Regions from separate parts of the Homo sapiens genome. Here regions 1 and 3 are each linked to region 2. A link is an interaction called in ENCODE POLR2A ChIA-PET data of the cell type or tissue named here. Cell type or tissue: Panc1. All regions are shown on one strand. Each heading gives the region's core, and the rest is flanking DNA. Links, peaks and the distances in the headings are about the cores only. Region 1 has its middle 52 kb from the start of ABLIM1. Region 2 overlaps ABLIM1 (actin binding LIM protein 1). Region 3 has its middle 73 kb from the start of ABLIM1.

Region 1 (6,580 bases), core at 676-5,675, 100 kb after region 2:
ACAGTCCACATGCTGGAAGCACAAACAATAAACAACTATAAATCCCAGCACCAAATTTTTCCCTGGAGGCGGATGCCAGGTATGATTTAAGAGTCTGAAGGAGGAGAGAGAACCACATATTTCTCTCTCTCCACACCAATGTAATGAAGCCTGAGGCTAAAGACGTCCACAGCAACTGCTGAATTATAATCTGTGGAAGCAGGGTTACAAGAGATAACCTTTCAGGGCAATATTTTCCTAAAAGCTGAGAACTTGTTTTGTTGTTTTTGTTACATCCCCCAAGGGGTTTCATAATCCTAATACTCATTTCTTATAATGAGAACGGCCTGCTACTGTGATTCATTATGTTTCAGTTTTCTTCTACTTTAAAAAAAAAAAAATTCAGCCCTGCCCAGTCCTAAAGAACATGAAAACAACCTCTCCCGAAACTTACAGGGAGCCTGGAAGGCATCATTAATACACTTTCAGGCATACAGAATGGTGTATTGTAGACCAGCACTGTCAATGGAAATAGAATGTGATATACAAATAATGTAATTTAAATTTGTCTAGTAACTACATTAGAAAGGTAAAAAGAAACAGGTAAAATTAATTTTAAGATTTTTAAGATTTTTATTTAACCTAATATATCAAAAATACTGTCATTTCAAACGTGGTCAATGACCACATGTGATGAGTGACTACCATACATACAGTGCAATTAGAGACCATCATATCCCAAAGTTCTCCAGTAAGGGTTCAGTTTTTTGCTGTTGTTGCTGTTGATGGAGTCTCGCACTGTCACCCAAGATGGAGTGCAGTGGTGCAGTCTCAGCTCACTGCAATCTCTGCCTCCCAGGTTCAAGCGATTCTCCAGCCTCAGCCTTCCGAGTAGCTGGAACTACAGGCGCACACCACCACACTCAGCTAATTTTAAAATTTTTAGTAGAGACGAAGTTCACCATGTTGGCCAGGCTGGTCTTGAATTCCTGACCTCAAGTGATATGCCTGCCTTGGCCTCCCAAAGTGCTGGGATTACAGGCGTAAGCCACCACACCTGGCCCAGTTTTGTTTTAATGACAAATTTGCTAAACCATCAATCCTGCTGCCCCTGGCTTCCTGAGTACTAGTCATAAAAAACTAATTACCGGCCGGGCACGGTGGCTCACACTTATAATCCCAACACTTTGGGAGGCCGTGGTGGGCGGATCACTTAAGGCCAGGAGTTCGAGACCAACCTGGACAACATGGTGAAAACACGGTCTCTACTAAAAATACAAAAATTAGCCAGGCGTGGTGGCGGGTGCCTGTCATCCCAGCTACTCGGCAGGCTGAGGCAGGAGAATCACTTGAACATGGGAGACAGAGGTTGCAGTGAGCGGAGATTGCACCATTGCACTCTAGCCTGGGCGACAAGAGCAAAACTCCGTCTCAAAACAAACAAACAAACAAACAACAACAACAACAAAAAACCTAATTACCAACAGTTTTCAATTTTGTACTAAGCCTTTATGCTAACCGCTGTTTTTCAAAGCCTGTCCTGGTGGCAGGTCTTTTATTTGTTTACATGTGGTGCTGCAGACAAAACAGGTGCAACTCAACGGTCTTGATGATGGAAAACCTTGTTAAAACCAACCTTAGTCACTAAGGAGAAGAGCGTTTAAAAAAGGAGCCCCCATGAGAATGATGGCAAGCGTGAAATGCATGCCGAGCTACCTCCAGACAAAGTGATCCAGCTTCTGGTACATTCTGAAACAAAACGACCTCAACAGGCACCATTCCAAGGCTGTAATTATGATGGCAACATAGCTACACCCTCTGAAGGCCATTATGAATCTCTTGGTCTAAGAAAAACAGCCGCTGTTTCCCTGAAAGAGCTTCCTCCAGTCCTCTCCAGGCTCCTTCTGCCACAGAAAAAGGAGTGTCCCAGTTCCCTCCTCCCTGCTTGGCAAGGAGCATGGAGGAAGGGACAGGGACCCTCCTTCCCTGGGACCCCAAAACTACATGGGGATGGTAACTGGAGGTAGACATGACACCCATTAAAGTAAGTTGTGTATTTCTGGCAAAAGAAAGGAGCAAGAGGGGGTACAGGGGAAAACATGGGGAGAATAAGAAGACAACAAAAGGAAAGCAAATGAACTGAGTACTTTTTAAAGGAGCTGCTATTCTCCATCTATATTTGGGGGATAAAAGCAAAGTTAAGAAAGAGGAAAGAAGAGCAGAGAAAATAACCAACTGACTAATAAAATCTACATATCCTAAAAGTCAATTCTAGGTGATAAAATCTGGGGTCAGTTTTTTAATGCTTGATAAACTTTGCACCAAGCTGATCATACTTAATGTTCAGGGACCACCTTCAAAGTCCTCATCTTTATCCACATGGCCACAGGTTTGTAAAATCTGTACCAAAAAGTGATATTTTAATCACCATCTTTTAAGATTACCATGTCTTTCCATTTTGACCTCCCCTCTTCCAGGTCAGCATTGGAATGGCACTGGTATTGGTACTTTTCGAGAAGCATTTTTTAAGAACTTGGCTAAGGGGAAGTTGATTAGGGCTATATTTAGTTTTAGGTTTCATGGACCACATGTATGGCTGTATGGTCACTTCCCTGCATAGTTAAGTTACTGCTAGCTATTACTGCAAATTGTGGAAATGATTTCTAGAAACTTTTACTGTTTACTATGGTGACTCATCTAGAGTCATGATATGGAAATGCAAGACCAGAAGCCATGCCGTGATAGGAATGTGTTCCTTAGCACCCAACACTGGAGTTAGATGGGAATGCGTTCCTTAGCACCCAACACTGGAGTTTGTTACGTAGTGGAAGAGAAACAAGGTTTGAATCGTATAAAGCAGAAAGCTGGTTTATAGAAAAATCTTCCAGCCATCAGACCTGTAATATTAGGAGCAGAGAATCTTGTTTTCATCAACATAGAGTCAAAACAGAAGTTCTCTCCTGTCATAAATATGCTTAAAACAGTTATAATTATAAATGCACCATATACATTTTTAATGGCCACTATGTGAAATGGAGATGATCAAAATTCCTATATTTATTGATCTAAAACTGTAGCAGTGAGTACATTTGTGTATGAGATTGTTTTATGTAAACCAGCTACCAAAAATAAAAGATAAATTTCAATAAACTACGCTAGAGGAAAGGCGAAAGGTTCTTTTCTCTACATAGAAAAAACTACAAAGTTATTGTCATATGAAAAGGCAATCAAGGAATATGCTGTCAAAAATGTAGCAGGGAAAATATTATACAGGTACGTCAGAACATGTTTATTAATCAGCTGCTTGTTAGTTTTCTGTATTTTATGATATTTAGGAATTACCACTTTTGAAATGTTGTCATTTGTTGTGACTTTTTTCCCTTCCTAAATATTCACTTTGATGTTTAACTTTGTGTTCATAATTTTTTATGCTTTTTCTAAACAGGGTTCTCAAACTTACATAAGCCTCAGGGTCCATAAAACCTTGACTTTCCCCTAATCTGTGATAATAACTACATATACCACCACTCCCACCATGTGCACACATGTGTACACACACATATTTACTTGGGCAAGAGTTGTCATGCAACTAAAATCTCCTATTCTTTGAAGTAAATGGTTACTCAGGTCCAAGATTTCCACTGGACTTGCTATCCACTTCTTTTACAGCTCAACTGCCCAACAGATCCAGAGTTAGAGTGACTCAGTAGGGCTTTGGCAACTATCAGAATTGTATTACAGTGCAATCTTTACCAGCCTCGGCAACATGGTGAAATCCCATTGTATTAATCTGTTCTCACACTGCTAATAAAGACATACCCAAAATTGGGTAATTTTAAAGGAAAGAGGTTTAATTGACTCACAGTTCGATAGGGCTAGGGAAGCCTCACAATCATGGCAGAAAAGCAAGGGATATCTTACATGGTGGCAGGCAAGACAGAATGAGAGACAAGCAAAAGGGGAAACCCCTTATAAAACCATCAGATCTCATGAGACTTATTCACTACCACGAGAACAGTATGGGAGAAACCATCCCCATATTAAATTATCTCCCACCAGGTTCCTCCCACAACATGTGCAAATTATGGGAGCTACAATTCAAGATGAGATTTGGGTGGGAACGCAGCCAAACCATATCACCCATCTCTACTAAAAACATAAAAATTAAACAGGCTTAGTGGCTTGCACTTGTAGTCCCAGCTACTTGGGAGCTGGGGTGGGAGGATTGCTTGAGCACAGGAGGTCAAGGCTGCAATGAGCCATGATGGTGCCACTGCACTCCAGCCTGGGCGACAGAGCCCACTGTGTCTCAAAAAATAAATAAAAATAAAATAAAGCAATCTTCACAGAACACATATTTTGGCTTTCCAGAAAGAAACACAAGGGACCATATTTGCACACTAAGTATTTGTGTTCCATTCGATCAGTAGAAAAGGCAAGGCTTTGGAGCATTTGCTTATCCCTCACGCATTCCAAAATCCCAAAGACATCTGATGGGTTCCACTCAAAGATGACCTATAAGCTCATGCCGGTTTATATGTGGGCCTAAGAAGGCCACTCCATGACTAGGACAATGTTCAGGATATTCCTACTCTTTTGAAGAATCTGTTGTCCCTGTATGTCTTCTGTTTCTGTCTGAAGATCTATGTTTTCCCCTATCAATCACAAGAACAAAAGTAGCAAAAGTCATCTTATTTCTGGTTGTTACACGTAAGGAACGGAATGGCTTCTGCTTTCCAGGCTCCCATTAGAAATTGTGTTTCACTAGGGGTTTGCATCATTTTCTTTTGCCATTTGTCTGCAGTCATCCCACTTCAACTTACCAAGAGCCCTCCTGTTGCTATACAATGGCTTTTATAGGGTACTGGGTATGTCTCAGAGCCTCTTCATCCATAACCTTCCCTTGTCTTTTGATGTTCAGTTTCCATGGTGACAGTGTTAAGACCATTGAGAAGCCAACTGTAAAGCTTATGATAGACCCAAATCTCACAGTCACAGACACCACTCTAACACCAGGCGTGCCAGCCCCCACGCTAAACCTGCATATCAGCCAGAGTCTTGGCAGGTGACAGATGTTACAATCAAACTGGAGAACTTGAAAAAGGTTTAACAAAGGGGATATTTACAAAGGTGTGGTCAGGGTTCAGGTAAACCCACAAGGGGCATGCACTACCCTGAGCCAGCAACAGTGGGGAGCTGTTGCTTACCCCTAGGCCTAAAGAGGCAAGGGGTGGAGTCGATGCTAGAACCTGAAGTGAGTAGCTGAGTGGAGAGGGAGGGGGGCTTGTCAGGACCTGTGGCCTTTCATAGACAGACAACCAACAGTGACCTGGTAGAGAAGGAGTCCAGGGAATAAATACCCCAACCACACTCTCCTCCCACCCTCAGATATCCTGCTAAGTGCCCCCCGCACCAACTGGGCCCAACTTGAAGCAGAAGTCAAGGGAGCCGTTGCTGTAGCCATCGGGGTTAGTCTCTAGGAGCACAGCAGGGCAAAGGGTGGAGAATGGAATCGGAGGAGCATGTGGAAAATATTCAGCATATCCTGCCTGGGGGTCTCCAGGGTGACAGGGAAAAGATTTTCATTACAAAGTACATTAATGGCTGGGCTCGGTGACTCACACCTGTAATCCCAGCACGTTGGGAGGCCAAGGTGGTTGGATCATTTGAGGTCTGGAGTTCAAGACCAGTCTGGCCAACATGGTGAAACCTGATCTCTACTGAAAATACAAAAATTAGCCAGGCATGGTGGTGGGCACCTGTAATCCTAGCTACTCGTGAGGCTGAGGCAGGAGAATCACTTGAACCCGGGAGGCAGGGGCTGCAATGAGCCGAGATCACGCCACTGCACTCCAGCCTGGGTGACAGAGCGAGACTCCGTCTCGAAAAAAAAAAAAAAAAAAAAAAAAGTACATGAATGCTATAATTAAAAGCCATAGTAGTTCCTTCATAAGACCTGAAAATTACAATATAGAGATAAAAGATGGTTTTCAAGCCAACATAATAAATGCATAAGAAGAAATTTAGGAACAAAAAAGACAACAGCCTATTATGGGCTACCCTCAGTTACATTAGCTGTATTTATCCAAGGTCACCTCCTATTTACCCAGCTCCCCGAAGCCATGCTGGCTTTCTTGGTTTGGTTTTCCTCTTCGTTGTCACCATATTGTGAGACATGCCTGCTAAGTGGATGGAAGAATTAGATGACAGTCTGAGGCTACTAGTGAAAACTTTCAGTGGTATATAGAACAACTCTGGTACAAAATGATCTATGACACGGGAATATTTGGAGTTTCTTCAAGTAATGTTGAACCTGCTCAGCAAAACTGTCAATGATTTTCTATAATTACTTCTTATTGATTACAAATAAAACCGTAGGGCAATGGATTGCCCCGACTTAGAGCTCCATCCATTAATGAAACACGCATCTTCATGGCCAGGCACAGTGGCTCACACATGTAGTCCTAGCTACTCAGGAGGACAAGATGGGAGGATCCCTTGAGCCCAGGAGTTCAAAGTTGCAGTAGCTATGATCATACTACTATACTCCAGCCTGACAGACAGAGCAAGACCCTGTCTCTTAAAAAAAGGAAAGAATATA
Region 2 (6,580 bases), core at 902-5,901:
GCACCCAAAGGCCCACGAATCACTGGTTTTAGCAGGACTCGTTCTCGCCCTAGAGTCTAACTGAATCCCAAACTGGCAGTAAATGATGTCAGGGCTTCTGAGAGCATTCGCTTATCATCCAGTGACCGGATGTGGAGTTAAGGGGATGGGCTGGACCCAAGGCAAGCCCCGACCATGGCATGCCACTGAGCCACGAAGCTGGAGGCACCATACCTTTGCAGGTGAAACACTTGATGTGGAAATGTTTGGTCTGGACCCGAAGCACTTCACCCTTGCAAGGCTCCCCACATTTATGGCAGTGAATGACAGGCTTCTCTGATGGGTGGTGAGGGTCCTGAGGGTGGGCCACTGAAAGAAAATCAACAAAAGATCCAGGTGAGTAGAGAGCATTCCTGCAAAAGGGGTCATCATGGTATCTCTGTAATTTTGGTGTCAAATGAGCCACAGAGATTGATTCGACAGTGTGAACAGAGCAGTCCCTCCAAGTCATAATCCTAGAGACACAAAGACCCATAAGACAGTTGTGGCTTTGACAGTCCCGGGGGGAAAACACCAGGCGTGTTCCTCAATGGAGCCTGCTGTCTTCTCCCTTCTTCCCAAACTTCTCTAGGATGACTTCATTGAACTATTGAATACACAATCTTGCTTAGTTCAATATTTTGTTATGTGGACTTGTAATATGCCTTTATATTGATTTAGAAGGCACCTTCAGAAGGAGTTCACTGTGGACTGTAGGTCCTTGAAGATGGGGACCATTTCTTAAAGTTTATCCTTTTTGTCTCACCAGTTGTATTTCTCCCTCCTTCCCAGCTTCTTGGGACATAGCAGAATGTTCATGTAGCAAAGGTGCTCAGTAAATGTTTCTTTACGTATTAATTAGCAGTGCTGAACAGTTTCTAGCCTGCTTTACCAGAGGGTCATTCCCGATCATAAATGGCAACTCATCTAACCTGTTGCAGGCCTATGATGAGCCTCCCATTATGTGCATAGTGTCTGATACACACACTGCAGGCAGTAAATTTTTAAAAATAAACTAGGAACAACATGGATCTCTCTGAACCTCAGTTTCCTTTCCCATAAAACAAAGGGGATTGGCCCAGGGAATTTATAGGGTCTTTTCAGACCTTAACATCACATGATGGGGCTTACAAGGATACTAAGAGAATACTAAAAGAATACTCTTAGTTTCCAGAGTGTGGCCTTCAGAGACTAGAAGTTATTGTGACTGCCCAGCCCTGGGACTGGGATGTTCAGCCTGCCCTTTACAAAGGCCCAGAGAGAAGGCAGTGAGGGGACACTTGTGGCTTTGAGCTCACCAAGAGTCTTCATTTAACTTGCAGTTTCTCCAGCTAGAGAATGCAGATAGGCAGTGTTTGCTACCAAATTCCTTTTTTGATGTGGGGCCTCAGAAGGAGGAACATGGTGATATATAAAAACATACTCCTTAAGGAATGACATGAGCATTATATGGGACAAGAACATTGAACCTAAAATTAATCAACCAACACAAAGATGATTTTCTCTCCAAAGGTAAAACCAGGTTGAGCAGGGGGTAGATGTGGGCAGATATTGCTGAAACTCAGTTTAGAAAACACCTTACAACAAGGAGCTCGCTGTATACCACAATATAATAGTTCACTGTTTCTCTCAGACCTCAGCAGTGTTCTCATTTTGCCTGGCAAGAGTTTGAACAAGATAGTCCAAATAATCCATTACTAGCTAACTTCTGAGAAACAAGGTTCTTCTTGTGAGATTCTGACTAGGAGCAGGTGTAGTTTCAGGTTGAACACCTGATCTGTGTTCTCTGCAAGGGACCCTGGGAATGGCCACAAAGATACCAAGGTTGCAATTCACCTGCAATTCCTTATCTACCTCCTGGGATCTCTCTTGAAAACCTGTATTTACAACATAACTCAGTTATTATCTAAAGGAATTAAGGAGGGACATGCTCTCAAGATCTGTAAACAATGACTGACTTTTAAAGTGATGTGTATGAAGGCCAAAAAACCTATCCCTTGCACATTAAAAAAAAAAAAAAGAAGAAGAAAAGTTTTCCTTGGCTTGGCACGGTGGCTCACACCTGTAATCCCAGCACTTTGGGAAGCCGAGGTGGGCGGATCACCTGAGGTCAGGACTTCGAGACCAGCCTGGCCAACACGGTGAAACCCCGTCTCTACTAAAAATACAAAATTAGCCTGGCGTGGTGGCACGTGCCTGTAATCCCAGCTACTCAGGGGGCTGAGGCAGGAGAATCGCTTGAACCCAGGAGGCAGAGGTTGCAGTGAGCCGAGATCGCACCATTGCACTCCAGCCTGGGGGACAAGAGTGAGACTTTGTCTCAAAAAAAAAAAAAAAAAAAAGTTTTCCTTAAAAATATCTGCCTTAAGTCCTTGTGTTTTTTAAGTTAATTCCTGCTTCTTATAAGAAAGAAGACAAGTGGTATTTATTGGCATCTACTAAATGCCACACATAGTGCAGGGTGTTTACATAAGCCACTTTATTCTATCCTCACCACCCCTCTCTCTCAGTGAAGTGAGTAATACTGTTCCCATTTGACAGTTGACAGATAAGGAAACAGAGCCGCAGAGCTGAACAACCTGCCCAAGAAGCAGAGGAAGCTGAAAGATCCACGCCCAGGCCTTTCTGACTGCTAAGTTCATGCCCCTTCCATGCTGTTTGTATAAATCAGAAAATTGTTGTAAGTCAAAAATAATTATTTTTATAAGTATTATCATTATGCCTCTAATTTATATGGCAAGTTCAAGTGCCGTTCTAAAAGCAGCAGCTAGGGCTTGGCTTGTAAAGGGGACACACGTAGCAATAAGGTTTTTGATAACTGAGCATGGCACCCAGGTGGTAACACTCAAGGCAACTCTATGGATCCCCCATATCAGAACCTTCTGTACCATGTATTAAAAATGCAGGTTCTTCAGCCCCAATGACTAGGAGTGGGAGTCAGGCATCTACCTTTTTAGTAAACTACTCAAGTGATTCTTACGCATACTCCAATTTAAGAGCTATTTCCCTTTAGAATTCAGACAATATGAATACGCCAGCTATGGAGAAGAGCTAGAATTTCAAAAGTAATTCAAAAGACCATCCTCTTCAGCAACAATATGAGAACACAGTGAATCTCTTGACTACACAGGAGAATGCATTTTTGGATAAGAAAATGCACTGCAGTTTCTCTTGACACTTGAATTTCTTATTGCTAAGCAAGGCAGTCATGCTGAGTAATGATGAGGGAAGGAAAATATCACTTCACTTCTTGGCTTTTCTCTATGTCCGAACAAAGGAGCCACTGCCAATGCTGGCACCAGCTACCAAGCTCAGAACTGGGATCAGCATCTGCATTTTGCATAAGTTTCCCTTTGGAAATATACATTACACCACAAAGTCCCCCATGCCCAGAGATGACTTGCTTTGCCTTCACCCACAGACTAGACTGTGTTTACTTGCCTTTCCTTCACACAACAGCCTAGGCATCTCAGAACAACCTATTTGTAAAGAAATGGGCTGTTCTTACTAGAGAAGGGCAGCATCCAAAGAGCAGAAGATTCAGTTCTTATTTCATCCCAACTCAAGTCAGTGTCAAGAAAGGAATATCTCTCCTTTTCCAAAACGAATAAAGAGGTTAACTTTATATAACTGTCTTTGACAGTCTGGTTGTTACCACATGTATGTTTGTTGACTCGATGCTACAATTTTGAAATATGCTGAGTCATTTCCAATACAGACATGACATTGATTCTGCACTCCCCTTATCTGCCAACTGGTTGTGCTGCAAAATTTACTTGACTGTTCCATCTTTCAAGGCCCAAGCGGTCCCTACTTATTTTACTGATAGGGAAACTGAGGAGCAAAGAGTTTACATTCCTTGCCCAAAGTCATCAGGAGTTACTGGCAGAGGCATACTTAGCACTCAGGCTCCCAGCACTTTCCACTGTACTGACTAGTCAATGATTTACCCTGGAACTTGAGCAGACACAGTTCAAACCTTCCATGGCTCATCAATTTTGTTGCCTAAATAAGGATTGTACAATGAAAAACCAAAAGCATGGCTGCACACTCTCTGAACAATGAGGAAATACCTACAAAGAGCCAAGAGTCTACCTGCCTGAAAAGGTAACGGGATTCCTCCACTGCAGAATACCCAGTTTAGAGGAATTCTCACTACTCAGCTAAAGCAGCCAATTGCATTGCTTACTGAGGAGTTTCACACTGTCTTTCAGAGTCAAGCAAAGCAGATCAGCCATGTCTCTGAACTCCAGTGCAGGACAGAAAGCAAAAATGCCATTTTTGATGTGTTACTTTTGGAATGTCTATTAACGATCTCAGGCAATGAGACTGGGGGAAGGAGACCATTAAAGAAATCCCAGTAATCTTCAGTGCAGTCAAGCAGAGGCCATGGCAGGTCATAAGAGGAAGTCCACAAAGCTAAGCAGAGTCCTTCTTTCCAAATCCAGAACTAGCCTCATCTTGCCCAAGCTACCTCTCTCTGGGGGACAGACTGTGGAACTAGACTGCCAGAAACAGAACATCTGGGAAAGCGTATTTGAAATAAAAATCTCCTTAGCAGTAGCAGGTAAATATCACAAGCCTGTGACAGAGTCCAATTTTTTATTTTATTTTTTATTTTTTGAGACAGAGTCTTGCTCTGTCGCCAGGCTGGAGTGCAGTGGTGCGATGTCAGCTCACTGCAACCTCTGCCTCCTGGGTTCAAGCAATTCTTCTGCCTCAGCCTCCCTAGTGACTGGGACTATAGGCGCACACCTCCATGCCCAGCTAATTTTTGTATTTTTAGTAGAGATGGAGTTTCCCCATGTTGGCCAGGATGGTCTTGATCTCTTGACCTTGTGATCCGCCCGCCGTGGCCTCCCAAAGTGCTGAGATTACAGGCGTAAGGCACCGCACCCAGCCCAGAGTACTCTTAGTTACAGCTTGCTCTGGGTCATCTGAAATACTCAGTATCTTGCAGGTAACATACACATTCTCCCTCTCAAGCCCCCTTCCTTCCCCACTGCACCATCACTCCCTAACCCATAAGCCTTTGGAACAACACGGTGCTTGATGGCTTCCAAAGCCCTTTCCTCTTCTCTATCTCATTTCACTCTCACAGGAGTTCTCAGGTAGGAAGAGCAGGTACTGTCAACCCCTTCTTAGAAATAGACAAACTGAGGCTCAGAGGAATGAAGTGACTCACCCAAGGTGGCGCAGCCAAGAAATAAAGAGTTGGCAGTCACCTAGTGCAGTGACTTCTAATCCAGACCTCTTTATACCAGAATAATCCCCTAATTACCAGTGCTTGAACCTTGATTCTGCCCTCTCCTTCATTTCCCAACAAATTTGTCCACCTTCACATCCCCTGTGCCTCAATCCCTTTTCTCACCCCAGCAGCCCAGGCCCTCAACTCCTTTTTCTCAGATTACTGAAAATTCCCTACGCCCTTGCACCCTTTTTTATTTTTCGAGACTGAGTTTCACTCTGTCACCAGGCTGGAATGCAGTGGTGCGATCTTGGCTCACTGCAATCTCTGCCTCCTGGGTTCAAGAGATTCCTCTGCCTCAGCCTCCCAAGTAGCTGGGACTACAGGTGTGCACCACCACGCTCAGCTAATTTTTGTATTTTAGTGGAGACGGGGTTTCACCATGTTGGCCAGGATGGTCTCCATCACCTGACCTCGTGATCCACCCGGCTCTGCCTCCCGAAGTGTTGGGATTACAGGCGTGAGCCACCGCGCCCGGCCTCTGGCGTTTTTCTCCAGATGCAACCAGCAAAGCGTATTCTACCCAAGGAGGTGCAGCCTAACTCCCCACTCCTTAAGTATGGGCTGTACATAGTGATCTCCTCCCAAAGAGCACAATGTGGATAGGAAGAAAAAAATGACTAACTTTACAATAGAGAAATCTGACAGACAATGCCCCAGCCACATGAGCAAGGTAAACATCAACAGTGATAAGTCACGTTGACAGAATGTACCTTTGATATGATGTGATGAAAATGGGCACTTTGCCTCTGTGGTCTTCCTTCCAAAAACAAAACAAAACAAAACCCATAATCCCTATGAAATCATGAGAAAAATCCCAAATGGAGGGACATTCTACAAAACAAAAACACCTGACAAGTACTCTTCAAAATTGTAAAGATCATAAAAAACAAAGAACATCTGAGAAATGATCACAGCCAAGAGGAGCCTACGGAGATGTGATGACTAAACGTAATGTGGGATCCTGGATGGGATCCCAGAACAGAGAAAGAACATTAGGTAAAAACTACGGAAATCTGAATAGTGTGGACTTTAGTTCATAACAGTGTGCCAATACGGTCCAGTAATTATAACAAGTGTGTTACACCAACGCAAAATGTTACTAACAGGGGAAACCAAGTGTTGAGTATACAGGAAATACCTGTATTATCTTCTCAATTTTTTTTATTCACCTAAAATGGTTTTAAGAAAATAAAGCTTATAGGCCGGGCACCTTGGCTCATGCCTGTAATCCCAGAATTCTGGGAGGCCAAGGTGCGTGGATCATTTGAGGTCAGGAGTTCAAGACCAGCCTGGCCAACATGGTAAGACCCA
Region 3 (6,580 bases), core at 925-5,924, 130 kb after region 2:
CTCATTAGTAATCAGGAAAAGGAAAATTAAAACTAAAGTAAGATTTTGCATACTCAAACTTGACAATGGCAAGTGTTGACAAATTTGTGGAGAAACGGGAACGCTTTTATACTGCTGGTAATATAAACCCACACAGGCACTCTGAAGAGGAAAATTTTAATATCTAATAAAGCAAAGGTGCACAAATCCGAAACCCCAATAGTTCCTCTCTGTTTATGCACGCTGCATCAGGAAGACACATGTAAGCATGTTCATTGCATCATTATTGTAATGGCAAGACATTGAAGGGAGGGAGTATCTAAATATCCATCAACATTAAGAATGGGTAAATAATGACATAGTCATAAAATACGATAAGGCAGTAAAAAAAAAAAAAAAAAGAGTGAGCTATAGCAACATGTACCAACATGAATTAATCTGAAAGACAAAATGGAGAGCCAAAAAAAAAAAAAATAGAAAAAACAAAAAGCAAGCTGTGGATGCTTTTATATTAAGGGTAAAAATGTGCAAAGCTGTGATGTGTATTGTTCGTCTACATATATATGTGAGAATACTCTAAAAGCATGATAGTGAGAACACCAAATTCAATTACCTCTGGGCAGAGGAGATTTAAGTGATCTGGGAGGGGCCTGTAGGAGAATTCAGCTGTATTTGTAACATTTTATTTCTTAAAACAATCTGAAGTATGGCAAAACTGTAACATTCTATATAGCAGGGTGCATATCATGCTTTTTCTGTTCTTTTCTGTATGTTCCAAACACTTTTTATTTTAAAGTGCTCATGAAGTAATGTTTTCCAATATGCAGTTAAGGAGTCCATCCATGCATTCATTCATTCATTCAAATATACTGAGCATAAGCAGGCACCTTTCTAGGTACTGCAACAGTAACATTTACTCTGCGTAGCCAAGTTACAGGCCTGTGCTAAGCATCTTACATGCTTTAGCTCTTTTAATCCTAATTTCATCCTCATGCTCTCATGAGGAAAGTGAGGCCTAGGGAAAGTACTTGACCAAGGTCTCACAGTGAGCAAGTAGCAGAACTAAGATATGACCCAGAAGGACTCCAAAGCCAATGTTCTCCACCATGACGCTCCACATCCAGAGGCTTAAATGCATGGATACACCCTGAGCTCCAAAACATGCTGGCCCTTCCACTCAGCCTGGCAGCACCACCCTGTTCTCACGCTGACCACACCATCAAACTCTAAGGCTCCAGGGAAATGAGGACTCTATTTTAAAAAGATTAAGGGCTTCTGGTCTCTCATGACCAGAGCTAATTATCTCTAGTATAAAAATACCCCAAGGGCCAAATCTGGAAGTAATTTGCACAGTCCAATTCCCAAATTGAAACAGAAGCTACTGAATGAGTGTTTAAGTTCTTTGATTGTGAATGACCATGACTGCCCTAAGGACACAGGACATAGGAAACTGTGTGGCTTGGGTAAGGAATGGAATCTGGACACAAATCCAAGGTGTTTCTGAAACCCACGACTGAGAAAATGAGACCATACAACCATATTTTGAGAAATAGGGAAAAGGCAATATTCTGATGGTACTGAAGTTTGCTAGGCAAAACTCCTTTCTAATGGTTTTGCCTGTGGTCTACTGCTCTGCTAATAAAAAGCCATGTTATTCAGCTTGGCCAGTACAATTACTGGGTAAAAAATAAGCCAATGAAAAAACAACAGTTTTCTCACTCTTTAAGCCACTTCACTAGAATACAAACGTTTTGAGAACAGGGGCATTATTATGTCAGTTAACTTTCATTTCATTCAAATAAGTCAACCTAATTCAGTGGCTTTCTATTCTTCATCCAAAAACTCCTTTACTTTTCATACAAACGGTTGTATTTCTTTTCTGAAATAATGTGAACACAAAGAATTTATTCCGTAAAAGGAAAATGTAGAATATAAGTAGCTGGAATGCTGTTTCCTATAATGAAGTACAGAATTCTACTTAGGAGCTGGGTGTGGTGGCTCACGCCTGTGATCCCTGCACTTTGGGAGGCCAAAGCAGGTGGATCCCTTGAGGTCAGGAGTTCCAGACCAGCCTGGGAAACATGGTGAAACCCCATCTCTACTAAAAATACAAAAATTAGCCAGGTGTGGCGATGCACGCCTATAATCCCAGCTACTCAGGAGGCTGAGGCAGAAGAATCGCTTGAACCTAAGAAGCAGAGGTTGCAGTGAGCCGAGATCGTGCCACTGCACTCCAGTCTGGTCAACAGTGTGAAACTCCATCTCAAAAAAAAAAAAAAAAAAAAAAGAATTCCACGTAGAGAAGGGCTGAGTAAGCACTATGATCAGTCACCAAGAGAAATCTGGAGCCACTGGACTTAATGAAACTATTGATGGATTATGTAACTGATCCCTAAATTACACAAATTAGAGCTAAGTTCATAGCCAACCAATGGCAAGTATATGGATCTTTAAAGAATAATACTGGTTTTATTCATAAATCAATTAAATATCTATATGATTTTTTCAACTTTCTCATCGACTTTGTTTTTGAGATACAACGTACATATCAACTCACCCTTTTAAAGTGTACAATTTAGTGGTTTTTGGTATATTCAAGCAGTTGTGCAACCATCACTACTACCTAATTCTGTAATATTTCATCACACCAAAATAAAACCTTGTGTCCATTTGCAGTCACTCCTCATTCCCCCTCCTCCAGGCCATGGCAACCACTAGTCTACTTTTTGTCCCTAGACATTTACCTATTCTGGATATTTCATGTAAATAGAATCACACAATATCTGATCTTTGGTGCTGGTCTCTTTCACTTAGTGTGTTTTCAAGGTCCATCCATATTATAGCATGCATGAGCTCTACTTAATTCCTTTTCACTGTTGAATAATATACCATTGTACGGATACACCACATTTTGTTTATCTATTCACCAGTTGATGTATATTTGAGTTGTTTGCAATTTTGGCTATTATGAATAATGGGCTGTACACATTTGTGTACAAGTTTTTGCATAGATTGTTTGTTTGTTTGAGCTGGAGTCTCACTCTGTCGCCCAGGCTGGAGTGCAGTGGCATGATCTTGGCTCACTGCAACCTCCGCCTCCCGGGTTCAAGCAATTCTCCTGGCTCAGCCTTGCGAGTAGCTGAGATTACAGGTGCCTGCCACCACACCCAGATAATTTTTTTTATTTTTAGTAGAAACAGGGTTTCACCATGTTGCCCAGGCTAGTCTTGAACTCCTGACCTCAGGTGATCTGCGTGCCTCGGCCTCCCAAAGTGCCAGGACTATGGGCATGAGCCACCATGCCTAGACATGTTTGTTTGTTTGTTTGTTTGTTTGTTCATTTTTTGGAGATGGAGTCTCACTCTGTCGCCCACACTGGAGTGCAGTGGCATGACCTTGGCTCACTGCAACCTCCACCTCCTAGGTTCAAACCTTGGCTCACTGCAAACTCCACCTCCTAGGTTCAAACCTTGGCTCACTGCAACCTCCACCTCCTAGGTTCAAACCTTGGCTCACTGCAAACTCCACCTCCTAGGTTCAAACCTTGGCTCACTGCAACCTCCACCTCCTAGGTTCAAGCGATTCTCCTGCCTCAGCCTCCCAAGTAGCTAGGATTACAGGCGGGTGCCACCACACCCAGCTAATTTTTGTATTTTCAGTAGAGACAGGGTTTCACCATGTTGGCCAGGCTGGTCTTGAACCCCTGGCCTCAAATGATCCACCTGCCTCGGCCTCCCAAAGTGCTGGGATTACAGGCGTGAGCCACCACGCCTAGTGCATAATGTTTTCAGTCCTCTTGGTTATACAGCTTGGAGTGGAATTGCTAGGTCACATAGTAACTCTATATTTAACTTTTTGAGGAACTGCCAAATTGTTCTCTAAAGTGGCACACTATTTTACATTCTCACCAGCAATGTATTAGTGTTCCAATTTCTCTATATTCTCATCAACACTTGTATTCTCTGTCTTTTTTTTATTACAACCATCCTATTGAGTGTGAAGTGATATCTTTTGGGTTTGATTTGCATTTTTCTTTTCTTTTCTTTTCTTTTTTTTTTTTTTTTTTTTTGAGACAGAGTCTCGCTCAGTCACCCAGGCTAGAGTGCAGTGGCGCCACCTCGGCTCACTGCAACCTCCACCTCCCAGATTCAAGCGATTCTCCTCGATTTGCATTTTTCTAATGGCTAATGATGTCGAACATCTTTTCATGTGCTAGTTGGTCATTTCTATGTCTCTTTGTAGAAAGGTCTATTCAAGTCCCTTGCAAATTTTAAAATTAGGTTATCTGTGGGTTTTTTGGTTGAGTTATAACAGTTCTTTATATATTCTGAAAAATAGACCCTTATCAGATATATGATTTGCAAATATTTTTTCCCATTCTGTAGGTTGCAATTTTGCTTTCTCAATAATGTCATTTAAAGCACAAAAGATTATGATTTTGATGAAATCTATTCCATTTATTTTTTCCTTGGTTGCTTGTGCTAAGAAATCGTTGCCTAGTCCAAAGTCATAAAGATTTATACCTATGTTTTTTTCTATCTCACTTACTTTTAGTTATGCTACCATGGTATCTTTTATACATCATTATAAACTGCCTTAAATTATTTCTAGAAAAAAGGAAAAGATTAATAAATTAATTTTGAAGCCATAGTCACTGAAAAGGCCAACTATATAAATTACTTTAATACATGGAAATATCTATGACAAATAATCCTTAAACACAAAACTAAAGAAGATAAAACTCAAAATGTAGAAGTGAATTTTTTGCATTGACTCATGCTCCAACTGAACTTCAGGTGATATAAACCTCATTTAATGTTCAGATTCTCTCATCTATATTATTATGTCCATCTAGCGTAAATATAATAATTAAGAATGTGCTGGAATCACTGATTCCATATTATGAATCCTAAAAGTGGCTCAATTATGTTGTGGAGAGCCATGAGTGTAGTTACAGAATTTGGACTTTGCTCTGTAAGCAAAACTGCTTAGAAGGGTTTTCAGCAAGGAAGTGACACAATCTCATTGGTAAGTTAGAAAGATTGGGTGGGATGCCAGGTACAGTGTGAATCAGGTACTAGTAGGTGATAGGTGATTGATAGGTCCAGGGTGGAAGAACAGAGGGAACAGAGTCCTAATCAAAGACCACAGGGAAAACAGCAACTATTCTGAATCCTTTGAATTTTTATGCAATACAAAGTAGGACCAAAAAAATTGCCCTTTAGAACAAAATAACCTAATGCTCATGGGGCTTGAGCATATGTAATTCAGCTACTGTAATGCTGTACCCCGAGCAAAAACATGCCCTTTGAAGATTTAAAGTTTAGTCTCTGAAATTAATTTAATCAGACATGCTAAACAATGTAAAAGTCAGCCTTCTTGTAGCATGCTGAGCTAAAGTTATTTATTTATGTTCTGAACTGGACCCTACTGAGATAAATCCTTCAAGATGTCACACCCCATTTTCTTCAGTACCCAGGAACACAGGTAGTGCCTGGGGAAATCAATTAATAACATCCAGATTCAGTATTCTTATAATTAGATAAAGGATGTGTTTGCTCCCAATAAGTCGCAGACCAGGTACATCTGCCAGATACCACCTGTATCAGAAACATACGCCTCCATTGCTGATTTGTTCTATAAAAATGTTTCTGGCATTTCATTCTTCTTTTATATTTTAACCAACAACTCCAGATTTGAGAACCTTGCAACTTTATTTTTTTTTAATTATTATTATTTTTTGAGATGAAGTCTCACTCTGTCACCCAGGCTGGATAGAATACAGTGGCACAATCTTGGCTCACTGCAATCTCTGCCTCCCAGATTCAAGCAATTCTCCTGCCTCAGCCTGCCAAATAGCTAGGATTACAGGCGTGTGCCACCATGCCCGGCTGATTTTTGTTTTTTAGTAGAGATGGGGTTTCGCCATGTTGGTCAGGCTGGTCTCAAACTTCTGACCTCAGGTGATCCGCCCACCTCAGCCTCCCAAAGTGCTGGGATTATAGGCATGAACCATCACGCTTGGCCATGACCTTGCAACTTTAATAGCTGGATTCAGTAACTCTAACTGGTCTTCCTGCCTTTGTTCCCTGCCCCAGCTCCTTGTCACCTAATCTAATTCACCCTATAACTGGTTCTCCACCAAATCTCCCTAAAATACCACTTAGATGATGGCACTCCCTTGCTCAAAACCTTCAAAATGCCTTTCTGTTTACACAGCTAAATCCATAACCTCACATTCGTGCCCTCCATAATGTGGTCCTAACCCAGGTTTCCAACCTTACTCCAATGACACTCTCCCAAAGTCTCCATTCTAGCCAAATTGGTTTCCTTCAGTTTCTCCCAGACAATTCTTCAACACAACACCCCCGCAACTCTCGCACCTTGTTCCCCCAATCCTCCTTCTCTGGAAGGCCCACCTCACCCTCTGTTTTCCAAATCCTTTGCAATGATCTGCAAATATTTTCTCAGCTCAACTCCTTGGGAGAGGAAGACTTCCCAGACCACTGGGCACATAATAAGGTTGTGTGCTTTCCTGCCCGTGACATGACTTATCCTGGCACCAAATCCTCATCTGATAATTTTACATGGATTATTGAAT

The links. Peaks named below come from ENCODE experiments on the same cell type or tissue, not always from the same donor. Only the 100,000 strongest peaks of a DNase experiment are listed, where the experiment ranks them.
Region 1: POLR2A ChIA-PET joins it to region 2 with 10 read pairs; 4 of 35 experiments call an interaction of 5 or more read pairs at or near these places.
Region 3: POLR2A ChIA-PET joins it to region 2 with 13 read pairs; 3 of 35 experiments call an interaction of 5 or more read pairs at or near these places.

The regions. Positions count from the first base shown.
Region 1 is chr10:114,706,490-114,713,069 of GRCh38, forward strand. It overlaps a transcript of ABLIM1 not described here. Among named protein-coding and RNA genes, the nearest start is that of ABLIM1, 52 kb to the left of the region's middle. RefSeq lists an enhancer at 5,275-5,774. In Panc1, for the core only: no CTCF peak of the experiment used is centred there; DNase peaks (open chromatin) are centred at 2,742 and 3,558; H3K27ac peaks cover 5,000 bases.
Region 2 is chr10:114,601,614-114,608,193 of GRCh38, forward strand. It overlaps ABLIM1 (actin binding LIM protein 1), which reads right to left. Exons shown (of 23, transcript NM_002313.7): 2 at 214-348. Among named protein-coding and RNA genes, the nearest start is that of ABLIM1, 53 kb to the right of the region's middle. In Panc1, for the core only: no CTCF peak of the experiment used is centred there; no DNase peak of the experiment used is centred there; H3K27ac peaks cover 4,067 bases.
Region 3 is chr10:114,728,154-114,734,733 of GRCh38, forward strand. It overlaps a transcript of ABLIM1 not described here. Among named protein-coding and RNA genes, the nearest start is that of ABLIM1, 73 kb to the left of the region's middle. In Panc1, for the core only: a CTCF peak has its summit at 4,112; no DNase peak of the experiment used is centred there; H3K27ac peaks cover 4,632 bases.